Regions from separate parts of the Homo sapiens genome. Here region 1 is linked to region 2. The links are chromatin contacts, found by Hi-C or POLR2A ChIA-PET in ENCODE. All regions are on one chromosome and are shown on one strand. The core of a region is the stretch at or near the end of the contact, and the rest is flanking DNA. Distances in the headings are between cores, read along the strand shown. Region 1 overlaps WDR70 (WD repeat domain 70). Region 2 has its middle 69 kb from the start of GDNF-AS1.

The links. A loop is a pair of places that touch in the nucleus more often than their neighbours do. ChIA-PET counts read pairs that join two places held with the same protein, here RNA polymerase II (POLR2A). Pooled maps may share reads with other maps.
Region 1: a loop to region 2 is called in a map of dorsolateral prefrontal cortex, with 2.7 times the contacts of the local background. The contact joins two enhancer-like sites. A Hi-C loop is called at or near these places in 2 of 168 maps with a recorded cell type or tissue (dorsolateral prefrontal cortex and endothelial cell of hepatic sinusoid), 1 of 37 single-sample maps with no recorded cell type and 8 of 50 pooled maps. POLR2A ChIA-PET finds 5 or more read pairs at or near these places in 1 of 52 experiments (AG04449).

What each region holds. Positions count from the first base shown.
Region 1 is chr5:37,720,744-37,724,416 of GRCh38, reverse strand. WDR70 (WD repeat domain 70) reads right to left here. Exons shown (of 18, transcript NM_018034.4): 14 at 3,202-3,302; 15 at 1,483-1,562. Among named protein-coding and RNA genes, the nearest start is that of GDNF-AS1, 120 kb to the left of the region's middle. RefSeq lists an enhancer at 1-385. Within about 2 kb of position 1,381, at least 4 of the 41 ENCODE cell types and tissues checked have a DNase peak (open chromatin) inside an H3K27ac peak, as active enhancers do.
Region 2 is chr5:37,769,522-37,773,179 of GRCh38, reverse strand. No RefSeq gene overlaps it. Among named protein-coding and RNA genes, the nearest start is that of GDNF-AS1, 69 kb to the left of the region's middle. Within about 2 kb of position 1,364, at least 3 of the 41 ENCODE cell types and tissues checked have a DNase peak (open chromatin) inside an H3K27ac peak, as active enhancers do.

The DNA.
Region 1 (3,673 bases), core at 132-2,631, 49 kb after region 2:
TAAAGGTTGCCATGAATGCAAGAGGTGCCTAAATCTCTTGGCATGGGGACTTAATGGGGCCTTATCCCTCCTGCTATATGGTAGCAAAATAAGAAAATAAAAACCAAAGTAATATGCGTTCAATTGCTGTTACTGTTTACTCAATGTCAAAATTAAATTTCAGAATATAAAAGATTATAAGAATTTAAAAAGGAAAACAGTATAATATTCTAGGGGAAAAGGAAAGAGTTATTAGGGGAAGTATTAAATAACTCCCTTTTTTTGCCCCAGAAAAGTACTAGCAGTTTCTTTTGACTCTTACGTGCAGATTAAACCCCCTTTAAAAGAAACTTTTCCCGGGGGACCAGGGGAAGGAAGGGAAAGGTTAAAGGGAATTTATAATATCAATAAAATGTCTATAACACCTCAAAACCTCTTCCAGTATCCCCTCCTACCTTCTACCTATACTGCCAACTGAGGCCAGACCATATCACTCACCAGTAAAACATGCCTGCCTTGAGTCAGGGGAGCTGAGAAACATAGCCACCCGTCACTCAGTTGGGCAACACAACACAACAGTATTTTTAGGAGGGGGAAAATAGCTTTTCACTTCAAACGACTGGAGGAATTTAAGTAGGCCGCATGTAATTACATGAGCTAGACTAGTTATGACACTGACTTTAACACTTCTACTCTTGCAAAAAGTGTCATGGGATCTCTTTACTGGTCATAAGCTCCAAGGGACTTGGTCTCATATGAGACCCACCACCAGTGAGAAAACCCAGCAGTACAGCGCCCCCTGGGCTCCAGACTGAGTCACTGATAAAGTCCACAGGGCCATCCACTAATGATAATCGCTGTAGCATCCATTATTTCTTTCCTAGCTGTCACCTGTTGCAGGTTTGAGATTGTGGCTCTGGGAACACACATCTGCCAGATTAATGAGGTTGTGTGACATACGTGAGAGAAACCACTCTGCCCTAGTAAGCTTTCTACTCATACCCCAGGTAGTTAATTTTATATACAAATTCCTGTGGATCAGTCTAGCACATGGTCATAGAATTTCAGAGAAAGCTGGAAGAGACCCTTCCTCTGGTCGCCACACTTCCCTGATTAAAAGTTAAGTTGTTCAACATCACATTGCCACTCAGTGGTGGAACTGGACAAACCCAGGCCTCCTGATTCCAAGACCAGCACTCTTTCTTGTTCACACTTGGAATAGACTGTTACTCTTGAAAAAACTGCTATAAAGTAATGTATTGGACTCGAACAGGCTTTTCCCTTTTGGGTTGAAAGCTGCATGAAATAACCCTGTCCCTGTGATGAGTCACAGAAGCCACAGAGGTTAGCTGTTACATGACTCGTAGTCCTATCCACATGAATGGGCAATTTTGTAATATATGCCTGAATTCTGAGGGCTTTCTCTGTCTCTAAAGCTATGCAATCAAAACCACATGAGAGTAGAAGAGAGATGCATGATTGAGAGGCATGTTAACGACTTACGGGTGATGATGTAGTCCTGAGTTAGAGTCTCAGCTTGTTTTGCCTTCCGCTGGGTTTTAACCACACATAATTTTGCTCCCCTAACGGGTGTAAAAGCAAATTATTTTCTTTACTTGGTCTTAGAAACAGAAAATTTCATGTTGAAAACATGAGATACTTTCAGGAACATACTCTGTGCATGCACTCCATCTACACAAGTACTTGACTTTCTGAGGGATGGCAACAGATGGGCTCTCAGTGATAAAAGCTTAAACTTATGGAAAAGCAAGTCTGTCAGTCAGTGGTTATTAACAAGCAAGAGGGTTGGAGAGGTAACAGGGCAACAGGACACAAGTTTACAAAACCTATAGGAATAATGTGAAATTTTAAGATCTTAAATAATAAAATTACCCAACCTTTTCACTCTAAAGGTCACAGGGTTAAAATTTTAGTTTATGTCTCAGACTAAAGCAACCTGGGTGGTCTACACCCCAAATGGCATATGTCCACTTTTCAAATACAAGAGTACAAGTGTCTGGAACTGAGTTGGCTTGGCAGTGTTGCCGAGGGGCTATGGCCCAAGAATGTGTGGGATTAACCAAAAATGTGCTTAGAACATTGCACTTCTCCTTAGTAGTACAGAGTTATCCTTTTCAAGAGAAGCAAATACAAATAAGTAAATTTCTTAAAGCAAAGCTTCCACAGAAAGTGCCTTCTAAATGGGTGCTATCAAATGAGGCTCATCATTTTCTCAAGTGAAACAGACTCCCATCCTAAGTACATTAGCATTTTTAATTTCTTTTTTAAAAAACAAATAAAATCCTATTTGTTTTCAAATACCATAAATATACTTTATTGTATAAGGCCAGGATTCCAACTCTAGTCCAGGAAGCTCTGAAGGAAGATGGGGCTGTCTGCTTCTATTCAGAGCAAAATTATGGCCAATGAATATTCATTAATAGAGGCTGGCTTTCCTTTCCTCAAAGGATGTGGGACCTTAAAACAGGTTTATATGGGACCCCAGTAAATTTCACATGTGAATTTTAATGCTAGTTAACCAAGTCTTACTCTAAAGAAAGCTTATCAGTCACTGTACTTTAAGAGAGAGAAACAAAACCATCTTTTCTGGGTGATGACACATATCCATCTTTGTGCCTAAGCAAAACGGAAATAACTGAGGAAATGACTGAACCTCTAGTTACGTTTTCAGACTTTTGAAATACAGTGGTATGCTTAAGTTTGAAACTTGGGTGGGCATGGGGGTGGAGGGGAAACGTATCTGTGCTGTCCCTTTCTGCGGACAGAGAATAATCTTGCCAAACATCCAAACTGCTAGAAGCCAAAAAAGAAAGAAGCAAAATGGACAAGCTGATTCCATTTCCTGTAAGTGGTTAGTTCCCTGCTTTGTTAAATCTCTTACATGTATCACTGCTAATGCCTCTGTCCAGGGTGGTATGCAAAGTGGGCAGAACGTTTTTCCCCCTTGCACTCAACATTTCAGCTAAACAACTGCAAATTCCCAGGAAACTTTCGCTTTGAATTCAGTGTGGATCAAGGGCAATATTCAAATCCTTTTTAAAGCACAATACCAGGAGTTTGAGGCTTTACTTTGTTCCAGCTGCATTTTCTAAATGGGTGGATCTCCATCAAAGTGGGAAATAAATAAAAGCGGGGGTGGGAGGGAAATCCCTCCCCCCAGTTGTTGTCATCCATCTAAAACAGGCAATACTTATGAAATACCTCTGACTCTTGTTGGGGTCGTAATAGACTTTAGCCAATCCATTTCCAGTTCCAACCATGATCTGGTTCAGCTTTGGATGCCACAGGCAGCGAACAACACTCTGCAAAGGAAAAGCGCAGTGGTTGACTAAAGAGGCCAGATAAAAATGGAAACAATCCTGCTGGTACTTTGATGGCTAGTCTACTATATCAAATATCATCCTGATGGTTTACCTCTAACTTTCAGACATTTTCTTTTAAACCATAAAGTTGTGTTCCTGAAGTAAAATTCCATTCCATCACTTATTATCTGGGTGATACTCCATAAAAATAAAAAAGATGTTCTCTTCCTGACATTATCTCCCTTTCTGGACAGCCCTGAAACCACAAAATTAGGTTTCCCAGGTCCATTACCACGTGAGGCTGGCATCATGGAATGCTAAATCCACATAACTCAGTTACACTTACCACTGAAGCGAATTTCATGCTCTTA
Region 2 (3,658 bases), core at 115-2,614:
GCTATAGCTGGTCCAATTCAGGAAGGGGACTCTGGTCACATAAAAGTCTTAAAAGTTTTTCTTGGTGATTTTAATGTCATTTTGGTAAATCTCTGGATTAAGGTAATAGTACAACCCCTATATCCACTAATCAGCACCAGCAGCCACATGGTACTCTACGGATTTTATACAGAAAGGCAGGACAGCCTGCCAGGAAGACTGCCAACCTGGTGATTGGATGGTGTTCCAGTCCCAGTTCTAGTGCTGTAAGAGTTTGGACAGAGAAGAGAGCCAAAAAAGGAAAATGTCAGGACCAAGTTCAAGAGACCCCTCATAACAAAAGACCACAACAAAACTCCTTGGTGAGGCCTTCAAGCACCCTTCTCCAATGGCCAGTTTAAAGACCAGGACCCCAAACTTAAGTTCAGCTATCCAGTCAATGGGATAATGTTGTTGCTGTTGGCTCTGGAACATATCTCTGTGCCTCAGTTTCTTCATGAATGAAATGATTTACTGTGAAATGATATTGAGGTTATTGTGAAAATCAAAAGTTAAAGTGAAAGCTATTGTTAAATTATATCTAAGTTTAAGATAGCACACTTTTTAAAATCAACATTACCTCTATTATCATACTGTATATTTTCCCTTAAAACTGAAAGCATGGGGGTGTTTCATCTTATAGGCAGAAAACCAGAGGATCAAGAGGTCGCAGTGGGGCCAAGAGTGTTTCAGTCTTCCTAGATCAGCCACACTGCCATCAAGGTCTGGAGGGCACCTGAGGCACCAAGGGTCCCAAATGCATTGAAGCTCAGAATCAGAAGAAACACGAATACTCTGTATTGTCTTGAGCAGTATTTCACAGAGCAGCATCCATGACCTCCTGTTTCAGAGTCAACCAGGACAATTGTTGCAAACACAGATCCAGGAACTCTCTGAAAGACTGGGGATGGGGCCCCGGATTCCATATTTCTAATCATTCCCCCCAGATGACCGATGCAAGCTAACATTTTAGAATCTGCTTTGCCTCATATCTGATCGCCCTTTTATGTAGAGACTCTACACTGGAAGACTGAATCCATAGCGTGTCTTTATCCAGAGAGCTTCCCTCCAGGCAACATTCTTTCAGCAACTTGTAAGACACCACAAGCCATCAGAATGGGCTGAATGGAGAAGGATATCACTGATGGCATTTTGGATTTCAGAAGGGGGAAGGGTCCAACTCCCATTTCCCAAAGAAAGACTGCTTCAACAAATGACTGAGTGAGAGGTTAGTAATGTAGCCATGACCACAACTATGTTCCACCCAGACAGATGCTGCCCCTGTGCATGACTTACGCCCCAGTCATGGCTTTGCCTTTTGCAGGGTCTCTGGCCTGCATTCTTCCAAGACCAGATCACTTTCCCTGATCCTGTATTTGAGGGTTAACAAGATATTTATGAACAATGCCCATAAAACACTGCCTTGGGAGTACAGAAACTCTTGGCTTCAGGGTCAGCTTAGCTGCACCTGCTAGTTTAAGTCCCAGTGCCTCGGTTTCTTTAGAAACAAAACAGACACTCTCTGGCTGTCCTGTCTGAAAGGAGTGGCCAGGATAAAGAGGCAGGATTTGCAGAAAGTTAAGTGGTGCAGGGGAGAAATCTCAACCCACATCAGATGCCCTTGTGCGAATTATGCAATCTGGGATTTAGGTGAAAATCAACATGCATTCTGCCTGCCGAGGCACTCCCAGAGAATAGAACTGACAGGGAGCCAGCTGCCCCTTCTAAACTGACACAAGAACTTCCAGCATTTCAGCACTTGGACTTGCACGCTCTACTCCCTCAGCACAGCCCCATGTCCCTGCACAGTCAGTACCTTTAGTCTGGGGTGGCCACTGCCAACACTATACAGCAGGAGAGCATGGGGGAAGGAAGTGGCTTCAGCAATCACTGTTGGGACACACCAGATTTTGTATGCTGCCACCTAGGTGTTGGGGGCAAGCCCCTTCTCCTGCCTTCTGCACTTCCCTCTCAGGCGGTCCTGGGAGATTTCTTCATTTGATGTTTACTCTTTGCAAAGCAGTCTTGAAATTGTTGGCAGTTTAAAAAGAGAACAGAGAGAGTACATTCAAGAGTGATCTCTCTCTACTCAAAATCCTTAAAAATCTGAACTCTTTAGTAAGGCCTCTAAATATTTGCATTCTCCAATGTCTATTTTTAAAAGAACAATCTGAATCTTAAATAGATGTCTCAGCTTAATGGAAAGACTCCAATATGACTAACTATAGCTGGAAAAGTTATCAAGATAAAATGAAGACACTGATTTCAGTTTCCCTGGATTGTCTTTGAAAAACCTATGGGTAGACAATCCAGGTCTACCTTCAGGAGTCATTCAAACATCAGCAGAAGGCAAACCAAACTGAGAGGACTAGGGGCTTAGTCTAGAACTGCTGGCAAATTCATTGTAGTGAGGTCAAATTTATGTTACAGTGGAGTGATTTATGTATATTTTATTGGCCCTTTGCATAACCATAATAACTGTCTCTTGCTGAGCATTTACTGTGTCTCGGCCATTGGTTAAGTTTTTTTTTTTTAGATGAATTATCTCATTTAACCTGGACAACAGCCCCCAAGAGTTAAATATTCGTATCTCAGCTTTATAGATGGGGACTGTGTTGGTCAGCTCAGGCTGCCATGACAAAATACCACAGACTGGGGGGCTTAAACAACAGAAATTAATTTCCTCACAGTTCTGGAGACTAGAAATCCAAGATCAAGGTATCAGCAGGTCTGGTTTCTCCTGAGGCCTCTCTCCTTGGCTTGCAGACGGCCACGTTCCTACCGTGTCTTTACGTGTTCTTTCCTCTATGTGCATACCCACACCTGGTGTCTTTTCTTGTGTCCAAATTTCCTCTTCTTATAAAGACACCGGTCAGATTAGATGAGGGGCCACTAACAGTCTCATTTTAACAAAATCACCTCTTTAAAGGCTCTGTCTCCAAATATAGTCACATTCTAAGGTATTGGGGTTAGGGCTTCAATATGTAAAATTGAAGGGGACACAATTCAGCCCTTTACAGGAACACTGAGGCTCAGAGCAGTGGAACAACTTGCCCAAGGTCACACAATACAGGGCAGAGCTGGGATCCCAGCCTAGACCTGTCTCTTTCCCAATCAGTGATCATAGGACACTGACCCCAAGTACAACAGAGTTAACGGAGCATTGGGCCAGTGTCAATGACCTTGGTTATGGTCCCAACTCTACTATTAACTAACAGTGCATCCTGGCACAAGTGGCTGACCCTCAGGGCCCCCATTTTCTCATCTGTAAAACACAGGACTCAGACTAGTTGATCTTCTGCATGCTCTCCATGTCTAACAGTCTCTAATTATAGCTTTGTTCTTTCACATAACTCCACTGCTTTCTCTATATTTCATGATACATGCTTGATCATAGCTATGACTTACAGGATGCTTAGTTCTTGACTTCCTTGGCATCCCATTTGCAACATTGTTCCTATAGGTAAAATAGAATCTGCTTGACAAGTGTCTTATTTGACACAGCACACTTTATGACATAGTTTCCAAGGCATGTGGAGACAAAGGTGAGAGACTTCTTGTCAGACATCTCCAGAGATAAAAGGAATAACATTTGCTTTTTGTGCTGTTTTGTCTTCTCATTATTTACAGCTCTGTGATC